Regions from separate parts of the Homo sapiens genome. Here region 1 is linked to region 2. Evidence: read pairs that join two places in POLR2A ChIA-PET (ENCODE). Cell type or tissue: OCI-LY7. All regions are shown on one strand. Each heading gives the region's core, and the rest is flanking DNA. Links, peaks and the distances in the headings are about the cores only. Region 1 has its middle 91 kb from the start of KLF13. Region 2 has its middle 18 kb from the start of KLF13.

Evidence for each region. Peaks named below come from ENCODE experiments on the same cell type or tissue, not always from the same donor. Only the 100,000 strongest peaks of a DNase experiment are listed, where the experiment ranks them.
Region 1: POLR2A ChIA-PET joins it to region 2 with 5 read pairs; 4 of 35 experiments call an interaction of 5 or more read pairs at or near these places.

Annotation. Positions count from the first base shown.
Region 1 is chr15:31,414,965-31,420,333 of GRCh38, reverse strand. It overlaps a transcript of KLF13 not described here and the pseudogene UBE2CP4. Among named protein-coding and RNA genes, the nearest start is that of KLF13, 91 kb to the right of the region's middle. In OCI-LY7, for the core only: no CTCF peak of the experiment used is centred there; no DNase peak of the experiment used is centred there.
Region 2 is chr15:31,305,820-31,311,197 of GRCh38, reverse strand. No RefSeq gene overlaps it. Among named protein-coding and RNA genes, the nearest start is that of KLF13, 18 kb to the left of the region's middle. RefSeq lists enhancers at 3,840-4,425, 3,193-5,378. In OCI-LY7, for the core only: no CTCF peak of the experiment used is centred there; DNase peaks (open chromatin) are centred at 2,717, 3,477, 4,027 and 4,467; H3K4me3 peaks cover 3,374 bases; H3K27ac peaks cover 3,716 bases.

The DNA.
Region 1 (5,369 bases), core at 370-5,369, 110 kb before region 2:
GCTCCATGGATGGTCCCTACCCATTTGAAAAGGTTGTCTGATTCAAGGAAAGCAGAAATCCCTTTGTCACCAGATATCATGAGGGTCATCAGCTCCTGCTGTAGTCTTTTGCCCACAGGATTCTGGGCAGCACCCCCACTCAGCTCGGCTCTTTTATGGGTGGCGACGACACTAGTGGCTGCTGGGTTATGGTCTTGGGAGACCACTTGGCTGCCTTCTCCTTCATTTTTGAAGAACAGTTTTGTTGGTTATAATATTCTTGGTTGACAAAAGGTTTTTTTCTTCCAGCACTTTGAATATAACATCTCACTCCTTTCCAGCCTATAATGTTTCTGCTGAGAAATCAGCTGATAATCTTACAGTAGCTCCCTTGTACATACAAGTGGCTTTTCTCTTGCTATTTTCAAGACTCTCTCTTTATCCTTGACTTCTGATACATCAAACTGTCCTTGATAGTTTGATTACAATATGTCTCAGTGTGGGCATCTTTGGGTTCTTCTTTGTCAGCATCCTTCGAGCTTCTAGAATTTGGATGTCCATTTTCTTCCTTAGATTTGGAAGTTTGGGCCATTATTTCTTCAAATAAGCTCTCTGCCCTTTGCTCTCTTTCTTCTTTTTAACTCCTATAACATGTATATTGATAGGCTTGATGATTTTTCATAAGTCCCTTATGCTTTCTTCACTTTTACTAATCCTTTATTCTTTTTGTTCCTGTGACTTGATCATTTCAAATTATCTGTCTTCAACTTCACTGATTCTTTGTTCTGCTTGATCAAGTTGTCTATTGAACCCTTCTAGCGAATTTTATAATTCAGTTATTGCAATCTTCGGCTCTGGAATTTCTATTTGTTTTTTCTTCCTTAGTTTTTGTCTCTTTGATCATATTGTCACTTTGTTAATGCATTGTTTTCTGGATTTGTTTTTAGTTGTCTATCTGTGTACTCTTGTATCACATTGAAGTTCTTTAAGACAATTATTTTGAATTCTTTTTCAGGTCATTAATTGATCTCTTTGTTTAAGGTCAGTTCCTGGATATTTATTTTGTTCCTTTGGGCCATTTTTCCCTATTTCTTCACATGCCTTATTATTTTTTACTGGGATTTGTGCTTTTGAAAAACAGGCAACTCTTCAGTCTTTGTGGCCTGGCTTTATACAAGGAATGATCTTCACTAGTCACCCAGCTAGGGATTCTGGGGGCCTCTCAAGCCTTTTCTGGGGGGATGCACCATGAAATACACCAGCTCCTCATTTGCCTTCCACCATGATTGTATGCATCTTGAGGCCCTCACCAGAAGCAGATGCCAGCACCAAGCTTCCTGTACAGCTGCAGAACTGTGAGCCAATTAGATCTCCTTTCTTATTTATGTTTGTATATATGTATGTATTTTTAGAGACAGGGTCTCTCTATGTTGCCCAGGCTGGTCTCAGACTCCTGAGCACAAGGGATCTTCTAGCCTTGGTCTCCCAAAGTGCTAGGATCACAGATGTGAGCCACCACACCAAACCTAAATATTTTTTCATTATAAATTACTCATTCTTGAGTATTTCTTTATAGCAACACAAAAATGGACTGATACATAAATCCTGCTAGGAAAGCCATGGTAGCTTTGTATAAAAATTTTTGTAGAAAAAATTTTCTTACTGATTAAATTTATTTAGTACTATTTCTACTGTGTTTGTTTCTGTAATTAGCATTTTTTCAGTTAACTATCTTTCACAGTTTTGTGGTGTTGAGTTGTTCAGTATGTCCTCTACTTTTCATATTATTATTTGTGGGATTGATAGTGATAGTCCTCTTTCATTCTTGATAGTGTTATTTGTGCACTCTTTGTTTTTGTCCTTGAACACTGTTACTAAAGTATATCATCTCATTAATTTTTGCAAAGAAGCAACTTTTGGTTTGGTCAATTCCTTTTATTTATGTTTGTTTTCTATGTCATTAATTTCTGTTCTTGTCATCCCTGTGTCTTTCACTCTACTTTCTTTAGATTTAATATACTTTTTCTCTGATTTCTTCAAATGGATATTTTGTTTTCCTAATTTCTTCAAATAGATAATCGCTCTTTCAGCCTTTATTCTCTCTTTTTATGTTTGAAGGCTAAAAAAAATCCTCTAAAGTACAACTTTAGCTGCTTCCAACAAGATTTGATATACAGTATATGGAGAGCTTTTATGTAATTAAGTGTAAATTTTTAATTACAGTTCTTCTTTAAACCTTGAGTTACTTAGAAGTAAAGCTCTGTCATAGGCTCTATTTTGTCTTTTTATATATAGAGGTGGGTTTTGGTTAGTGTTTGCACAGTAAATCTTTTTTAGTTCTCTTATTCACAAGCTCCCTGTATCCTTGTGTGTTGAATGTGCACTTTGTCATTTAAAAAAAAGGTAAAGTTTGTTAGGTTTTTAATACACTTTAACAAACTTTTTACTTTAATTGGATCATTTAATATTGTCTTAGTCCATTTTGTGCTGCTGTAACAGAATACCAGAAAGCCGGGCGCAGTGGCTCATGCCTGTAATCCCAGCATTTTGGGAGGCTGAGGCAGGCAGATCACCTAAGGTCAGGAGTTCCAGACCAGCCGGACCATATAATATGATGAAACCCTGTCTCTACTAAAAATACAAAAATTAGCAAAGCATGGTGGTATGCGCCTGTAATCCCAGCTACTCGGGAGGCTGAGACAGGAGAATCCCTTGAACCTGGGAGATGGAGGTTGCAGTGAGCCGAGATCGCACCATTGCACTCCAGCCTGGGCAACAAAACCAAAACTCTGTTTTAAAAAAAAGGAAAAAAAAGACAGAATACCAGAGACTAGATAATTTATTTTATTTTATTTTATTTGAGACAGAGTCTCACTCTGTCACCCAGGCTCAAGTGCAGTGGCATGATCTCAGCTCACTGCAACCTCTGCCTCCCGGGTTCAAGCAATTCTCATGCCTCAGCCTTCTGAGTAGCTGGGATTACAGGCGCACACCATGATGCCTGGCTAATTTTTGTATTTTTAGTAGAGATGGGGTTTCACCATGTTGGCCAGGCTGTTCTTGAACTCCTGACCTCAAGTGATCCTCCCATCTCGGCCTCCCAAAGTGCTGGGGATTACAGCCATGAGCCACTGTGCCCGGCCTAGATAATTTATTTTAAAAAGAAATTTATTTCTCATAGTTCTGGAGGCTTGGAAGTCCAAGATCAAGGGGTCAGCATCTTGTGATTGCCTTTTTGCTGCTTCATAATGTGGTAGAAGGCATCACATGGATGAGAGAGGGAGAAGGGGGCAAACCAAACTCATCCTTTTGTAAGGAACCCACTTTCATGATAACTAATCACGATAATTACTCATAACATTGCCATTAATTCATGTATTAGGGCAGAGCACTCCATAACCTAATCACCTCTTAAAGGCTCCACCTCTCAATGCTTTACATTGGGGAGTAAGTTTCCAACACATGAACTTTGAGGGACACATTCGAACTCTAGGAAACATATTAACAGTTCATGACAAAGCAAACATGCAACACACAAGTTAATGAAATTTCTAATATATCTCAATTTAAAGCTACCATCTCAATGATGCTATTTGTCTCATTTGTTCTATGTTAATTTTTCTCTCTTTTCTTGATTCCTTTGAGAGTATTTTGGTCCATTTTTCCTTTCACTATTAAGTATGATATTTGATATGGGTGTTTTATAAATGCCTTTATCTAATTAAAGAAGTTTCCTTGTTTTTAGTTTGGTAAGTGTTTTTCTCAAGAAAAGGTGTTGGAGTTTTTCAAATGATTTTTGAGATGTTCATGTAATTTTTGGTTTTTAATCTATTGTGTGATGTATTACATTAATTATTTTTAAAATGTTAAGTCAACCTTACATCTCTGCTGTAAATATCACTTGGTCATGGTGTATAATTCTTTTTATATATTGCTGAATTTGGTTTGCTATTATTTTGTTTAGAATTTTTTATATCTGTATTCATAACAGATATTGCTCTGTAGTTTTCTTGTAATGTCTTCTGTGGTATTTGTATAAGGATAATAATGGCTTCATAATGAGTTGGAGAGTGTTCCCACCCCTTTTTTAATGTGAGATATTAGCATTAATTCTCCTTTAAATGCTTGGTAGAATTCAGTGATGAAGTATTCTGGGCCTAAGATTTTCTTAGTGGGTAGTTTTTTATTACTTTGCTTCTTATAGGTATATTCGGATTGTTTATTTCTTGTGTAATCAGTTTTGGTAGTTTGTATCTTTCTAGAAATTTGTCAGTTTTATCTAATTTGTTGTTACGTAACTTGTTGGCATACAATTGTTCATAGCATTTCTTTAAAATCCCTTTTACTTCTGTAAAGTCGGTAGTAATGTCTCCTCTTTTATTCCTGATTCTAGTAATTTGAGCCCTCTTTTTTTTTCTTGTTCAACCTAGAAGCTGAAAATTTCAACCTAAAAATTAAATATTTATCAATTTTGTAGATGTTTATAAAGAACCAGCTTTTGGTTTTATCAATTTTTTCTATTATTTTTATTGTCCATCTATTGTTTTTTATTCTCTATTTCATTGATTTCTATTCTAATCTTTATTATTTTCTTCCTTTGGCTTGCTTTGGGTTTAGTTTCCAGTCTCTTAAGGTGAAAGGTTAGAGTATTGATTTAAGATCTTTTTTCTTTTTTAACATAGGTATTTACAGCTATAAATTTCCCTCTAAGCACTGCTTTACTCGCATTCCTTTACTTTGGGGATGTCGTATCTTCGTTTTCACTCACATCAATCTATTTTCTGACTTCCCTTTTTATTTTTTCTTTGTCCTATTGGTTATTCAGGAGTGTTTTGTAAAATTTCCACATATCTCTGAGTTTACCAAATTATTTTCCTGCTATAAATTTCTAATTTCATTCCATTGTGGTCAGAGAACATATTTTGTATTATTTCAATTCTGTTAAATTTATTGAGGTATGCTTTATGGTTTAGCATATGGTCTGGAGAATGTTTTATGTACACTTGAGAAGAGTATGCATTTTGTCATAATTCAGTGGAATGTTCTGTCTTAGTTCATTTGTGTTGCTATAAAGGAATACCTTAGGCTGGATGATTTATAAAGAAAGGAGTTTTATTTAGCTCATGGTTCTGCAGGCTTTACAAGAAACATGGTACCAACATCTACTTCTGGTGAGAGCTATAGGCTGCTTTCACTCATGGACTCACGGCAGAAGGCAAAGGGGAGCGGACGTGTACAGAGATCACATGGCAAGAGAATGGAAGCAACAGAGAGGGGAGGAAGGGAAGTGCCAGATTATTTTAAACAACTAGCTCCCATGGGAACTCATAGAATAAGAACTCAGTCATTAATATGAGGATAGCACCAAGACATTCATGAAGGATATACCT
Region 2 (5,378 bases), core at 379-5,378:
TGTATTTCTCTTTCCATCTCTCTGTCTATATCTCTATATTTTTTGAAATGATTTGAAAGTCAGCTGCTGACATCACAACACTTTGCCCTACACATTTGCAAAAAAGGAGGACTTGCTCTTGGATAGCCGCAGAGCCTGTATTGGACTGAAGAACTTTATTGTTAATCTATGAATATTGTATAATATGCAGACCATATTTACATTTTTGCAATGGACTCTTAATCTCTTTTCTATCCAAATAGCTCCTTTTTTTTTTTTTTTTTTTTTTTGAGATGGAGTCTTACTCTGTCACCCAGGCTGGAGTGCAGTGGCGTGATCTTGGCTCACTGCAACCTCCGCCTCCCAGGTTCAAGCAATTCTCCCACCTCAGTCTTCTGAGGAGCTGGGATTACAGGCGCCTGCCACCACGCCTGGCTGATTTTTGTACTTTTAGTAGAGACGGGGTTTCACCATGTTGACCAGGCTGCTCTCAAACTCCTGACCTCCAGTGATCTGCCTGCCTTGGCCTCCCAGAGTGTTGGGATTATAGGCGTGAGCCACTGAGCCTGGCTTAAATATTGCTTCTTTATCAACCAAACTGAGATCTCTGTCTTCAGAATGCTGCACTCTCACCCTGGTCATACCCCATGTTAGGGCTTTTCTGGAGCCTACCCACCTCTTCGGGGTGTGTTGGGAGAGTGCCGGTGAGGGTGGAGAAGGGAGCTGCAGGGACCAGAACATTTCATCCTCTCACTGCCACCGTTGTCTGTAAAGATACAGCTAAGCTCTGACAAAGGCACCGTTGGTTTTCCTGCCCTTTAAGAAGTTTGCTTCCAGGACCACAGACCTCCAGCCCCACTCTCAGCGACCCTAGGCCATGGGGCTGTTCTCAGGCTCACAGCCATCTGTAGCCCTGCCCCCACCCAGTCACCCTCCCATCCTTTCTTAGAGATAAGACAAAAAAAGAGTACCCCTCGTCTTCCCCCAGTGTGCTCTCCAGAAGGCAGGGGGTTATGTCTGGAAGAAATTGGTGATTACTAGGAAATCGTCTACATTTGTCCACCCATCATGACACCAAGCACTCAGGCTTCTCAGGCTCCTGTCTCATCCCCACAGATTGAATTTGGTCCCCACATCCCCAAATTTATGTGTTGAGGCCCCAACCCCCAGTGTGACGGTGGCCTTTGGGAGGTGATTAGGTCATGAGTGCGGAGTCTTCAGGATAGCATTAGTGACCTTTTTTTTTTTTGAGATGGAGTCTTGCTCTATCACCCAGGCTGGAGTGCAGTGGCACAATCATAGCTCAATGAAACCTCTACTTCCTGTGTTCAAGCAATTCTCCTGCCTCAGCCTCCCGAGTAGCTGGAATTGCAGACGCCCACCACCAGACCCGGCTAATTTTTGTGATTTTAGTAGAGTTGGGGTTTCGCCATGTTGGCCAGGCTGGTCTCGAACTCCTGACCTCAGGTGATCCACCTGCCTCAGCCTCCCAAAGTGCTGGGATTACAGGCATGAGTCACCGTGCCCAGCTGGATTCGTGACTTTTTAAGAAGAGAGGGAGGAGAGAGAAGAGAGAGAGAGAACATCTCCACCATGTGCGGTAACAGGAGGAAGACGGCCATCTCCATGCCAGGGAGAAAGCCCGCTGCTGGCGCCTGGATCTTGGACTTCCCAGCCCCAGAACAGTGAGAAATAAGCCACCCAGTCTGTGCTATTTTGTAATAGCCTCCTGAGCTGATAAGACACTCCATGATGCAGGAATTAGGCCCCCTGCACAGGAGGGAAACCTGCTGCAAGAGACACAGTGGGCCACACAAAGCCACGCCCGGGACCTATGTTGGAGCCTGTTGATCTGTTAGATCAGTTGACAGCCAGTTAAACAAACAGGGGTCTCCCATCATAAGAGGTTGGCAGGTGGGCCTTCCCAGGGCCAGGGAAGTGGCTCAGGGGTGCCCACAGGGACCCGGCTCCTCTACCATCCTTAAAGTGTTGGCTTTCTGCTCTAGAGACACTTGTCACTGCTCCAGGTCTGCAGCTGGAGTCAGAAGCCCGGGGAGGCTGGTAGAAGCCAGCAACCTGTGCCCTCCGTAAGAAGAAGCTGCTTTTCCAGAAGACTTCTGCTTCACTTTACTGGCCACAGGGTGCTTGTCCCCGCCAGCACTGGGGGAGATGGGGGAAGCAAGTTTCTGACCTGGCAGCTCTTGTAGGGGAGGTGGCACCGGAGAGTGGCTGGGCACATCCATTGGATCAGCCCATCCAGTGTGGGCCACCCCCGGGGTCTTATTACAGACCCTGAATTCTGACTCAGTTGCATAACTTGGGACAATTTGGGGAACTCATTCAAATTCCAAGTGCCCTTTAAGGTTTAATTGGATACGTAGCAAATGAGCATGCTCTGAGGTGTGGGTTTTTGCTTTCCCAGTAGTGGGGGAGCAGAGGATGAAATGTTTCTAATTCCACAACTCCCTTCTGCCTCTCTGAGATGTCCCAGGGTTTTCCTGGTGAGAATTGTTAGCCTGTGTGTCCGAGGGTTTTCAAGCTCACTGTAAGCTTGATCAAGGCAGCTCTGACCCCCAAAAGCTTCCTCGCAGGTGCGATGGGGGAGTCCCTGGGACCTAAAAGGAGGGCAAGCACCGGTCCTTCTCCCCACAGCCTGCAGCTGGCTCTGTCTTCCCCCACAAGCTGAATGGTTGTGCAGCAGGGGTGCAGGCAGGGGAGGGTGGGGCCCAGGCAAGGGCTCAGCTCCTCCTGGGCTGTGACACTGAGGTCCCGCCCACAGCTCTCCTGCTGGCCCGGCCCACCTGCAGCCTCTCCTTGGGGTCTTCCCCACACCTCCCTTTCTTGTTGAGGCTGCTGGGCCTTTCTCCTCCTGAGCTCTGGCTTCTGCACCTGCTGCATGTTGATCCTTCCCACAGCCCTGTTTCCTAGTCATAGTGTCACCTCCAGCTGGGCCAACCTTTCCCCTGGGGGCTGTGCTCCTGGCTCCTCAGAGGACACACCTCTACCCCAGTCCACTGGGTGCATCATGGACTCCTTTGACCTCCCTCTGGTTGGTTTTGGACTTCAGGGAGTCCCAGCAGGAGATCCCCGGGAGAAAGAAGGAGGGAGCCTCCCCCAGAGTCTCTGCAGGTGGGCTGTGTCCCTCAGGAGCAGGCGGTGGCTTTCAGGGCTCCTCTCCTCATGCTGTTTGCAGGTTTGCTGCACAGCCTTCCCACCCCAGGGTGACTCAGTGGTAATGGCCCCCTTCCCTGCTCTGATCTCTGGAGGGGATGGCCTTCAACACAGCTTTTCCTACACAGTTCCTGTCTCTGTCAAGGCCTCAGGAAAGGCCGCTGCCTGCGGGTGTGCGGAGGCCTTCGCATCTGTGACTGGCACGGCCCTAGCCCCTTCAGGTGAGCCAGAGGCAAGCACTAGTTAAGACTTTCTCCTGTAAGTCAGAGTAGCGACAACATTTGCATTTGGAATACAGTCGTGAAGTTAATTTAGTTTCATGAGCGCTGGCTGAATGCAGGCACTGAGGTGGAGCTTCTGGGCTAGGTACCAGGTGCCAAAATGCAGGTGCTCACAGCCGGGACACAGGACCATGCATGGAGAGAAGGCAGCAGGGCTCAGGAGGAGCTTCTGGGGAAGAGGAGGGGTGCACAGGGCTCGGTGGGCTAACAGGAGTTTGTGGATCCATAAAAGACACAAGGGAGTGGTATGTAATGGACACAGCCCCAGGACCAGTGAGGAAGGGGGAAGTGCTCCACAAGGAAGGGGAGGCCACTGACGGCAGGCACCCCAGGGACGCAGCGAGGGCGGAGGGCACTGTGCTTGCCGCCAAGGCAGCTGGATGCTGTGGCAAGGCCATTGAGGAGAGAGAGAAAGGACTGAGAAGCTCAGAAGGGAAAGGGGAAAGGGCCAGGGGAAACTCTGGGACCGCTGTGAGAAGCATGCCCCGAGGGGCCGGGACCTTCAAACCTCGGCTCTGCTGTGTGATACTGGGCTGGCTAGTGAACCTCTCTGAGCCTGTTTCCCCATTTGAAGAGTAAGAAAAACACCTGTTGTGAGCGAAGCATCAAATAATGCAATGCTGCAGCGTGGGCGCCGCACGCTTGGGGTTTGTGGTTTTCTTCCCTCTTCCAGCCTACACTGGTGACCTTGGAGTCCTCACCTCGCCATGGCCAGCCCCAGGCCATCCCCCCAGGCCCTTTGGGAACCAGGCAAGTTTCCCCCACCACCCACCCCACCCCTCACAATGTGTTCTGGATGATGCCCAGGGCCTCGGGGTCTGCCCCTGGCTGTGTCCTAGCAAAGGCATCAGGCGCGGCGCAGAGCCTCGAGGCAGCCGCGGTGCAGGGAGCAGGTGCTGGCAGCTGCCGTCAGCCCCACAATGTGGCTTTTGTCGGCCGGGGTAGCTGTGGAGCCCAGGAACAACCAATGTCGGGGAACAATTCCCAAGGCTCAGCCTGAGCGAGGCTGCAGCTCTCAACAAAGCCACCGAGAGCCGTTGGGCAGGCGCTTTTGTCATGCAAATACAGGCGGGGGACCGGCGCACTCCCCTGCATGCTAACCACTTTGTGATTCAGAGGAAGCCAGGGCCCTCCCGGGAAAGGCGGTGGCTCCTAGCTTCCCTGGGCCTGCCCTGCCTCTCCCATTGTCCTCTCCTGCACCCGGCTTGGTGAGCATCATGCTGGGCCTGGGACGCAGGCCCGGAGGCTCAGAACTCACAGTCTGACCAGGAAAGATGCAGAGGCTGGAGGACATCACCCCAAAGTGTGCAGCTGGCCTGGAAGAAGGAGACTGGGGAGCTGGGAGAGGGCTGAGCGAGGAGACCCCTCCGAGCAAGCCAAGCTCCCAAGTTCGGACCAGCCAGCCCGGCTGAGGACAGCATCTCATGGGGGAGAGCCTCAGGGGCAGAAGGACTGTGCATCCCAAGGCCCCAATGGGGTGGCCGGTGACTGGTTCCAGGAGAGCCTGGCTGGTGTGAGGAGGGCCAGTCTGCGGGCTCCTGGTGCACAAGGCTTGCATGCTTGAATGGGGCTTGGAGAACAGGTCAAGGGTCCAGGCCCTCTGGGCGGGGCAGGTGCCCCAGGGCTGGGCCTGTGTGCCCTTAGGAAAGGGCCTGACAGGGGCCTGGAGACTCAGGGTCCATCCCGACCCCACCCCACCAGCCCAGATGGCTATTTGGCATGTTGCTGAGTTTTTCTGAGCATCTGTGTGCTTATCTGTAAAACCAGCATCGGAATAAGCTCCATTTTAGGGCCACGGTGAGACGAAATAAAATAATCCAGATAAAATGTTGAGTTCAGTGTTCAGCATGTACTAGGCTCACAATGGATGATATCAACGGACAGCAATTTGCAAAAATTTCCAAACTTAGAAATGCAGATACTAATTTCCCAATAATGCTACTTCTA